Regions from separate parts of the Homo sapiens genome. Here region 1 is linked to region 2. Evidence: chromatin loops called from intact Hi-C (ENCODE). Cell type or tissue: PC-3. All regions are shown on one strand. Links, peaks and the distances in the headings refer to the core of each region. The heading gives the core; the rest is flanking DNA. Region 1 has its middle 27 kb from the start of MAPK10. Region 2 overlaps MAPK10 (mitogen-activated protein kinase 10).

The links. Peaks named below come from ENCODE experiments on the same cell type or tissue, not always from the same donor. Only the 100,000 strongest peaks of a DNase experiment are listed, where the experiment ranks them.
Region 1: a loop joins it to region 2, with 3 times the contacts of the local background. A loop is called at or near these places in 1 of 110 quality-filtered maps.

What each region holds. Positions count from the first base shown.
Region 1 is chr4:86,384,508-86,389,899 of GRCh38, reverse strand. It overlaps a transcript of MAPK10 not described here. Among named protein-coding and RNA genes, the nearest start is that of MAPK10, 27 kb to the right of the region's middle. In PC-3, for the core only: no CTCF peak of the experiment used is centred there; no DNase peak of the experiment used is centred there.
Region 2 is chr4:86,336,616-86,342,007 of GRCh38, reverse strand. All of the region lies in intron 2 of MAPK10 (mitogen-activated protein kinase 10), which reads left to right. Among named protein-coding and RNA genes, the nearest start is that of MAPK10, 21 kb to the left of the region's middle. In PC-3, for the core only: no CTCF peak of the experiment used is centred there; a DNase peak (open chromatin) is centred at 2,807; H3K27ac peaks cover 1,365 bases.

The DNA of each region.
Region 1 (5,392 bases), core at 94-5,093, 48 kb before region 2:
AACAGCTATAAATGCAGACTCATCTGTTTGAAATATTAGCAATTCAAATCCCACAAGTGATACTGCTTTTAGTAACATACTCTGAACTTCTTACTAACTCCCAGTACCTCCACAAAGAAAATAAAGCATCATACAATATTTCCTCTACTATACAGTAGTCAGAATCCTAGAAAATTTGATATATATGAAAACTATGACAAAATGTGAAGGTTTGTCATGTGTTGGATATTATAAAATTGCACAAAACACAGGACAATTCTTCATTCTGTGGGGCTGTACTACACATTTCACAACACCCAGTCCCCTTGGTCCCAACTTATAGTTGGACCGCCAATCACAGTAACAGTCAGTAAAGGCAAAAAAACAGAAGATAAACAATAAACTCTAAAAACTATCCCGTAGGGGAGTGTGGCATGCTCCCTTTCATTGAGAATTACTAATTTATTGTCTCATGATGGCTAGGACAAAGTTAAATGTTATACAGTAGTATTATTAAGTTTATTACAAAGATCATATTGTATTAATCCATTTTTGCACTGCTATAAGAAAATACCTGAGACTGGGTAATTTATAATGAAAATAGGTTTAGTTGGCTCATGGTTCTGCAGGCTGTACGGGCAGCATGGCAGGATCTGCATCTGGGGAGGCCTTAGGAAACTCACAATCATGGTGGAAGGCAAAGGGGGAGTGAGCATATCTTACATGACCAGGGCAGGAGCAAGAGGGTGGGGGGAGCTGCTACACACTTTTAAACAACCAGATCTTGTGAGAACTCCAGCAGGAGAACAGCACCAAAGCGGGAGATCCAGCCCCATGATCCAATCATCTCCCACCAGGTCCCACCTCCAACACTGGGGATTATCATTCGACATGAGATTTGCGTGGGGACACAAATCTGAACCATATCACATATTGAATGCTATCTGCCAGTTTTTGCATTAAAAACATTACATATATTATTTTGTTTTATTCATTTATTAATTCATTTGCTTATTCACTTAACAAATATTTATTATGTGCCACTTTGTGGTAGGCAGTGTTCTTTGAGCTAGAAATAAGAGATGACCTATTGTGTTGAGTACATTTCATGCATCTGTGTTTCCTTTTGAAACAAATATCATGGATATAATTTCTATTATTTATTAATATTGATTTTTATATGTATGTTTATGCTATATATTAAGGTTACATAAAGTGATTTGGATATAGTCATTTTTACATGGATTCAATCGCCATCCTTGAATTAACTTGTTATACAATAACAGTGAAGTACAAAAGTAAGTCAGCTAAGGTTTTGTGACATCAAGCCAGTGGTCAGGATTTCTAGAAGCAGCAAGCTACAGATACTTGTTTCTTGCCCTTTTAACTCAAGTTCCCATAAGGAGCAGTAAATAAAAGTCATCTTATGTATGATTAGGCATATTACTGAATTGACACTGAGGTATCTGCTGGGTTCTTCTTGTGTTTGCTTTTATATTTACTGTACTTGGTTATTAATATTTTTCAGTTATTAATTTTAGAGTTATATGAAATAAGTTACTACTCAAACATTTTTATATCCTTAGTCACAACTATAAAATATATGAATGTTTACTGACAAACGATAAGTAATATATAATGCCATGTAATATCATGGAAAGTTTTATGTAAGCCACGTGTATATTTTATATATATTCTCTCTCTCTCTCACACAGACACATACATGCACACACACACATTTTTTTCCTAAACCTTTTGAAGTAAATTACAACTTACATCACAGATTGTGGTTCTTTAAGTATTCAGTGTGGATTTTCTAACCCGATTACAGTACAGTTATCAACTTCTTAAATTTACATTGATAATCTCCCATTTGTTTAGTACTTTTATTGTTTTTTATATTTTTATTATATATTTGATAAATATTTTTATAAATATTATATATTATTTTTTCTGGATACTTTTGTATATATTTTTAAAATAGTTTTTAAAGAGACAACTTTCTAGCTACTCTAAGTAACTGTCTTAAAGCCATTAGTTATACTCAAGTAGTAATAGTATTTCATATAAATCAGCACCAGATAGATCCAGTTAAAACATAAACAACTGATAGGAGGAGGAGGGCTAAAAAACCTGGAAAAAAGACTCACTACTTGAAAAAAACGTCAGTTCAGTTTACTCTTTCCATATTGACAGGTCCTTCATTGCTGTCTTTTTTCTTCTGCCACACAAGGAGAATGAAAATAATAGCTTCCAAACAACCAAGGCAACCAAGGCTTTCCCTTCACTTCTTTTGAATAATGTACAGACATTGAATAGAGGTGCGGTGAGGCAGCGTCAGCTATTAAGAGTTAAGTGGTCAGGGACTTGCTCCAGTCCAAGCCTGGATGTTGAGGAAAAATAAACATCAGGAAATGTGTTTTATAATTCAAGATTCTGGGTGAATTGATAAATATTATGCCTTGCACAACCTAAATAGTTGTTTATTATAAAAGGAAGCTCTAATTTCCTGTTTAATGTAAAAACTTGATTATTTTGAGTTTTATAGTTGGCTGTTTTTACTGAGTATATTTTAGTAATAGTGCAGAAAATCATTGGCAAAATTAAATCAGGCAATGATTTTTCTTATTCAAGTAAAATGTGCTTCCGTTGTGCTCTTGGGCTTGAAGGACATCCTCCCTATCTGAGACAATCATCATTGCCCACTTCCCCAAACAACCAGCCGTAACGTGACCAGCTCCCTGTGCCCCTCCGGCTGCTTCATTTCCAGCCATGAAGTGCATAATAAAATATGCTGCAGCCATTTTCAAGCCAGATTAGCGTTTTTCTCCAGAATTTGTCTTTTCCATAGACTTCTGTTCTAACTACTCATTTCCATCTCCTTGATTTTTATCCTGTTGGTGTCTTGCCCAGATTTTTTTCTTTCTGTACACTCTTTAAATTGAATAGTATTTTTAGACAGCCTACTCAGCCTCTCTACCACAGTCTTGAGGCATATGATGTTCCACATTCGACCCAGTTTCCAAAGATATCCTAGCCCAATCTTGATCTCAGAGCCCCAGATCATTCTGTTATTTTATCTGAAAAGTGGGCACTGGATGGCCAAGATGTAAGCCTCCAAGTTTCCGCCTGTAGTATACTAAGGCTTTTTGTGGGCAGAGAACTTAAATTTGTAGAATCAGCCTTTTGTGTTAATCTCTACAGTTGCTCAAGAAATATTTGCTAAGCATTTACAGAGAATCAGACATTGTGTTATGTGTTAGAGTTTCAAGGGGGCCAGTAAATAGGACCTTTCCCCCTGCTGTGCCTGGAATCTCAATAATTTAAGAAAAAAAAAACTCTGAAAAGCAGATGGAAGCAAAATATCATCTCTATCATTTATAGATCAAGATTAGAGTCATAGATTCATGAGAGACCCAAGCGAACCAATGAACCAACTCTCAGAATTAGGAAGACCTACCCATGTGGTCCCTGCAGTCCTGGACTAGGGCAGGCAGATCTTTTCTCCACAGGGATTTAGGCTCTAGAGGTGAAGGGAGATACTTCCTGCTGTGGGCAGGCAACTCCCAAGAGGGAGTATGGTACACCTGAGCATTCCTGCTAACTTTTCTCAAGCTTCCACTTCTCTTCCCCAGGGAAGAGTGAGTAAATGGACAGAGAGATGCTAGAAGTATGCTTAGCGAATCGTATCTCCAATGTCAACCAGGAGCGGAGTATCGCAATTCTCTTCTAACAGAATGTACTAGAGATGTAGTGTTGTGTAGACATGATTCCCCCCCATTTCCCTCCGAATGGAGTTCGTAATCAGGTGGGAGAAGGCACATTTTAAACACGTAATTAGAAATGATGAAGAAGGATGCAATTCTTTTGTACATTGTACTTTCAGGGGGCAGATCTTGGACGATAAATTGCATGTCTTTTAAATAATTTTTTTTATGAGTCACAGAGTTTTCTTTACCTGGCTAAGACTGGATAAATACTACAGTACTAGGGTTTTCTTTCTGTGTGTATGCATGTGTGCTATAGTCTAACCACCTTCTTGCTAGTCATAGTCTTTGTTTACATTAGACACAATACAATTAATTGTTTCACTTCACTAAATTATAGTCAATTTTCAGCCTGACATCATAGAGATTATACCCAGGTAATTTTAATGGAGTGTTGGGTGTTCCAAATTCTTTGGTTTTGCATCTACAGGGAATCTTTTGATTTACCCATCCGGGAGCTAATCGTATTCATTCTGTGTGGATTTTTACAAGTTTAAACCTCAGATTTGTTTTCTTCATTTTAAAATTCTTGGGAAGTGATTTGTGGAACCCAAATAGATGTTCAGAAATAACCATTCTTTATCAGTTCATATTAAAGATATATGATTAATTTATAAAGGACCAATGATTACATAGTTTATATTTTAAAGAAAAAGAAATATGTATAAGAAATGTTAGCAAAGCAGTGAGATGAGAGAAAGAACACTGTTAAAGTCAACCACAGAGTGTTTTTGAAATTTCACTACATGTAAAGAATTCCTTTGGAAAGGTTATGCCATTTCTAATGCCAAGTTTTGCCTCATTAAACTTTTAAATGGTAAATTAACAATGGTTGTTAAATTGCTAACTGGCAAAAATAACCAGCAATGGTTGGTAAACTAAAATAGTTGAATAACAAGTAGGAATTTGCCAATTCTTTCCCCAGTAGCTAGTCAATAAATTGGCAATATTATTATTTATTAATTATTTATTTTATTTTCATTGAAATTTATTTTATTTTCTAAAACTGAGAAAGATATGTAGTAAAGGAATGGTAAATGAAGGGCAAAGTATGAAAAAAAGTGTTTTCTGTACTTTTAACATCCTCAATAAACCTACTATGCTAATGCTATGCCCAAGAGCATTATATATATAAGAAAACAATTTAGGTGTAATTAAATGTATCATATCTGTTTAGATATATCTAAATGCATCATATCTGTTTAGATATATTATATTTAAATGTATCATATCTGTTTAGATGTACTATATCTGTTTTTTCCTTTTTCTCTCTAGTTTAGATGAAAGTTGTTAAAACTTTAGTTGTATTCTTTCAATATAGCTGTGTACTACTTAATTTCTTGCTCTACTAAAATGTTGCAAACAGAGTTGTCATAATTTCTGTGAAATATCATAAATAAAACACTTTTGTCAGCTTGTACATCTAATCCTACAGTTGGCAAATCTGTCGTCTCCACATTGAAAGCATATTCTGAGTGCAGCCGCTTCTCTTTTTATCTGCCCCTGCTGTCCTCCTCTAATGTAATGATCATCTCTTGCCTCAGCTGATGTCCTAATTTGTGTCCTTGCCTCCACTGTTTCCACCTAGACTCTAGTCTGCACATGCCTTCTGCTCCCAGAGTGGTCCTAGTGTAAATCAGGCTCGC
Region 2 (5,392 bases), core at 291-5,290:
GTGTAAATCCAAGTTCTATTATTTTACATGAGATCCTGGTTAGGTCACGTAACCTCTTACGCTTCAGTTTCCTCATCTGTAAAATGGTACTAATAATGGTGCTTTCCCATAAGGTTATTGTGAAGGTAATGAAGGTAAAGCTCATAGCATTAGGTGCTCAGTAGCTGCCGGTGTTTTTTTTTTTTTTCTTTTTTGGTCAATTTTTATTACCATTGTCATCATGTCTTCTCTTTTCCTAATCGGGGTCCTTTACCATTTCTTGTTAATTAATTATTTGTCTTCTAGTAGTTAATTTGTGATAACATAATTGATCATGACCTTTTTATTACCTAGAGTAACATTCTAAAATATCCACAAAAATCTTAAATTTTATTCATTGCTCTTTCATATATTCCTCTTGTGCTTTTCCTCCAGCAAGTCAAGTACTTAATTCTGATATAAATATAAGGGATCTAAAAAGTTTGTCCTAACCATTGACAAGTATTATTTCCTATGACACATTGCCGTCCTCCCACACAATTGTCCTGTAAAGAAAATTGGCTTGCCATTTTCCTTTTTGGACTCATGTATTTATTCTTTTCTCAAGATCTATATCAGTATGTTTCTGTTTTTGCTATTGATCATGTCTCTTAAGACTTCTAAAAATACCTTCCCATATTGTCTCAGATTCATTGAGATCTGTTTGGAACATACACCAAGCCCTTGGTCTAGAGTGCAGAAGCTACAGCCAAGTTTGTGTTATGCTCAGCAAACCAAAGCTCGTCTTTCTAATTTGCACAAAGACTTCAAGAGTATATTGGGCTAGTGTGTGATCCTGTTTCACACCTTATCAATTGTTATCCATTAGTATTGTTAAGTCATGACTGTAAATTCCTGCGGGTTTTGGCTAAGTATATCATTGGCAGATTCTCCTTTGTGTCATAGTTACATAGAATGAATACTCAGCCACCATCTCTCCCTGTGTTGTCCATAACTTCCTTGGGTCATGAACCAAATGAAATCAATGGTCTTGCTTCATGTGAAAAATTGATCCATATTTGCTAATAGAGAATTATATTCTATTCAAATTGTATAGGACATTAAAAATGACTATTGAAAATGCCTGCTAGTAGAGGTGGAAAATGATTGAGTAGTAAGGCAAAACAGAATATATTAGCATTTAATCAGTTCTTTTATGATTCTAGTATTGAGTCTTTCTCTTAGTCACACTGGCTTAGAAACTGTTTAGATGAACATAGCAGAAGGGAGTTTCCTTTTTGAAAATTGTTATCCTCTATCTGGTATTAGGTCACAGAGATGAAAATTTAGCACCTCTGCTTTGTTTACTTTTTAGTATGGGGTACACTTACCTTAACCATATACTAGATGTGTGATATGGTTTGGCTCTGTGTCCCCACCCAAATCTCATGATGAATTGTAATCCCCAAGTGTCAGGGGAGGGACATGGTGGGAGATGATTAGATCATGGGGGTGGATTTCCCGCATCCTGTTCTTATGATAATGAGTGAGTTCCCATGAGATCTGATGGTTTAAAAGTGTAGCACTTCCCTCCTTGCCCTCTCTCTCCTGCGTTGCCGTGGTAAGGTGAACTTGCTTCCCCTTCACCTTCTGCCATGACTGGAAGTTTCCTGAGGCCTCCCAGCCATGCTTCTGTGCAGCCTGATGAACTGTGAGTCAATTAAACCTCTTTTCTTCATAAATTATCTGGTCTTTGGTAGTTCTTTATAGCAGAGTGAAAACGAACTAATACAATATGTGATCTTGGCCAAGTTATCTAATGCTGGTCCCTCAGTTTTCTCCTTTGTATATTGAAAACAATAAAAGCATCCATCCCATAAGGTGGCTGTGATAATTAATTGAGGAAAGAGTTGTAAAGTTATTAGAACTATGCCTGGCACAGAGCAAAACTTTAGTATCTTTTAGCAAGTATCATTACCTACTTGAAATAATATAGTAGTTAAGAGCTTGATTCTGGAGTAGATTGGTAGGCTTTAGTTCTAACTCTATCATTTGTTGCCTAGGTAATTTGTGGATTCACATTTCTGAGCCTCTGTTTCATGTAAATTGGTACAGTAAGAATATCTACCTTCCAGGGTTTATATGAGAAATAAATGGGAAGCACTTAGCATAATTGCTCATTGAATATTAGCTATCATTTTTTATAATCCTTATGACACATGACTTATATAATAATTATAATAGCAAATACTTATGGAGAACTTATTTTGGGTCAGCAATATCTTAAGTATGTTATATACACTATCTCATTTATTCCTCACAATATCTCCAAAGAGATAGGTGCCATTGTTATCCCTACTTTACAGATGAGTAAATTGAGGCACAGAGAAGTTAAGCAACATTTCCAAGGTCCTACAGTGAGAGAATGGTGAAACAAAATCTGTGCATTTATCCATTATGCTCTACAACAATAAAGGAAATAGTTGAATATATTTGGAAAAGAAAATTAGACTGTTAGGCTAATGACTGAGGCTCTCACTGTGTCCTGACCTTTTTCAAACCCTGAATCTATTAATACGGTCAGATAAATCTGGTTCAAATGAAGATTAGTAGGTAGCACTAAAGAAGAAAAGAAGGTAAGGCAACCTCTTAAACACCTGAAACCTCAGTGGTGTGTGTGAAAATGAAGCCTTCAGTCCTTTTTCCCCAAGAAAAGCTCGTTTTATCTTGAGGATGAGGTGGGAGCATGGTTTACTTGAATATTTCCAGTCTTATTTAGCCTCAGCCTCTTCTTCCCTTAGTCACTGCATGCCTCCCTTAGTCACTGCATGACTCTGCCTGAGGCCCCAGGAAGTTGTACATATTTGCTTTAGACCCTGAATGTCCCTGGTGATATTTGGGATGACCTCTTGTTGTACTGCAGCCCTGCCGATACACTGTGTGTAATAGAATAGTGCCTGACTGCAGAGTGTGATTCCTAAGGGCTTCTGCTTTCAAGTCAAACAGAGCAGATTCAGATTCTCAATCTGCTTATATGGGCAAATTAGTTAGCATTTTTAAGACTTGGGTTTTTTTTTTAATCTACAAAATGGGTATGTAGCACATACCTGAGTCTTTGAGAGAATTGAATGTAAAACGTTTTAATACTGTGTCAGGTAGGGAATTTTGTCAACACTAGGCACTAAATTTTGTTAACACTAAACACTAAAAACTTTGAAAAAGATTGGTTTGCTTTGGATCATTACCAAGCACTTTCATCACTGAAATAACAAAATAAACTCAGTTGTTATCATGACAAATGCCCTGGGAGTACTTTTCAGTATAATAAACTAATTTTATTTCTTCATTAACATGTGTACTCCTGGGTGAACCCTACTAGGACTGGGAAGAGCAAGCCGTGGAAAGGCTATAGGGCTTGCACGTACAAGAAAAACATGTGTCTATAAAATAGTACACTGCTGTGTATTTATCTAAGTCAGTATGTGAATGCAGAATCTGAAGCTGGACTCACCCCCAGAGCATGGGAATCCCCACAAGAGCATGCCCCAAACTGTCCTGAGATGGAGCCAGTTGAGATTCCAAAGAAAGAAGCCCAAATACCAGGGTGATCTGTCCAAAACACTTATTAGGGGAACTTACAGAGGGCTGCAGCAGTCCTTGAGATACACAAGACAAAAGGGGCGTTCTACGTAGGTTTGTCTGCAGAAGCGGGTAAGGGTAGGGAGTTCATATGAGGGTTTCAGGAATTCAGCTCAGGGCTAGAGCCAGTTAGTTTTAGTGTTTTGGACAACGACCTAGATGCCTTTATTAGTACTTAGGAATGTTCAAAGCCCCAGTTTGGGTTCAAGCCTGCTGGGAAAAACCTGCGTCTGGCCGGGTCACGAAATGGTCAAGGCAGTCTGAGATTTTCGGTTAGGACACAGAAAGAAGGTGTGTGTGTGGGAGGGGAAGTGGGGGGACACTACTGTGAATGTGCTCTGTAGATTCTCAACTTCTCTGCAAATCTAAGATATTATTTTTATAATTTCCACAGGAAATCTGAGATTAGTTTAGTCAAGGAAGGCCGAGAGGAAGATGTCTTGCCATTATATCTTAAGGAAAGTAGATGGATAGGATTGGAGGAAATTGGAATTTGAGCAATTAGCTGAAAAATGACAAATGTATATTGTAAGAGCATATCTGATAAGGAAAAAATGACCAGTCTGATAGCACTGGATATTTGACATCTATCTGGGCAAATCAATGGAGCCTTGAGTGCTAGGTAGGGAATTCTGGGTGATATTCAGTTGGCCTCAGCACATCTGTTCTTGGGTTCTCCAGGGAATTAGCAAGCAACATTTTCTTTACTGCATGTGGAATGGCAATGGCAGATTAATTGTGTCCTCTACTCCAGCTCTTGATCCAGGCACTTATACAAGGACTATTTGCCATGGTCCCTCCTCCTAGGTTGCAAGCTTGCTCTGGATTATCTGATCATGGTGGGTGCAGATGTCTACCATTTTGAGGACCCATAATTCTCACAACTTTCTATTTCCCCATTCTGTTTTTGGTGTGAAGCAGTTTCTCCTTTACGATTCTCCAAACAAAGAGACTTACTATATACTTTCTTCTGGACATCCACTCACATAAATGTGGATATAGAGTAATTTCTGGGGAGTTAATCTGAATTGACTCATATGTGATTAGCACTTCCTTATTGATCAAGGTGACCACCAACCTCTTATCATTAGTGCAGAAAATCATTTTAAAATTTAATCTATGGCAAGACTTCTAGCTACATTAAACTGAACCATGTAGAGGTAAAGGTAATCTGAAATGCACTGTCAGTTACCATACTGATTCCAAGAATAGATTTTATTGTATTTATTCATTCAACAAATATTTATTGAGTATCTACTATGTGCTAGGTCCTGTTCTAGCTGTGGGAATACAGTAGTGAATATGATTAAAAAATCATTCCTGGCCAGGCGTGGTGGCTCATGCCTGTAATCCCAGCACTTTGGGAGGCTGAGGCAGGTGGATCACGAGGTCAGGAGATTGAGATCATCCTGGCTAACATGGTGAAACCCCGTCACTACTAAAAATACAAAAAATTAGCAGGCGCGGTGGCGGGCGCCTGTAGTCCCAGCTACTTGGGAGGCTGAGGCAGGAGAATGGTGTGAACCTGGGAGGCAGAGCTTGCAGCGAGCTGAGATCGCACCACTGCACTCCAGCCTGGGTGACAGTGCAAGACTCCGTCTCAAAAAAAAAAAAAAAAAAAAAAAAGGAGTCATTCCTGATGTCGTGGAGCTTATATTTTGGTGGAAGGAGACAGAAAACAAACTGGATGAATAAATGAAATATTTTTTATGTTAAATGGTAGGTATGGTCGAGGAGAATGTTGAGCAGAAATATGGAATAGAGAGTGTGGTGGAGGGTTTCAGTTTCAGATAGA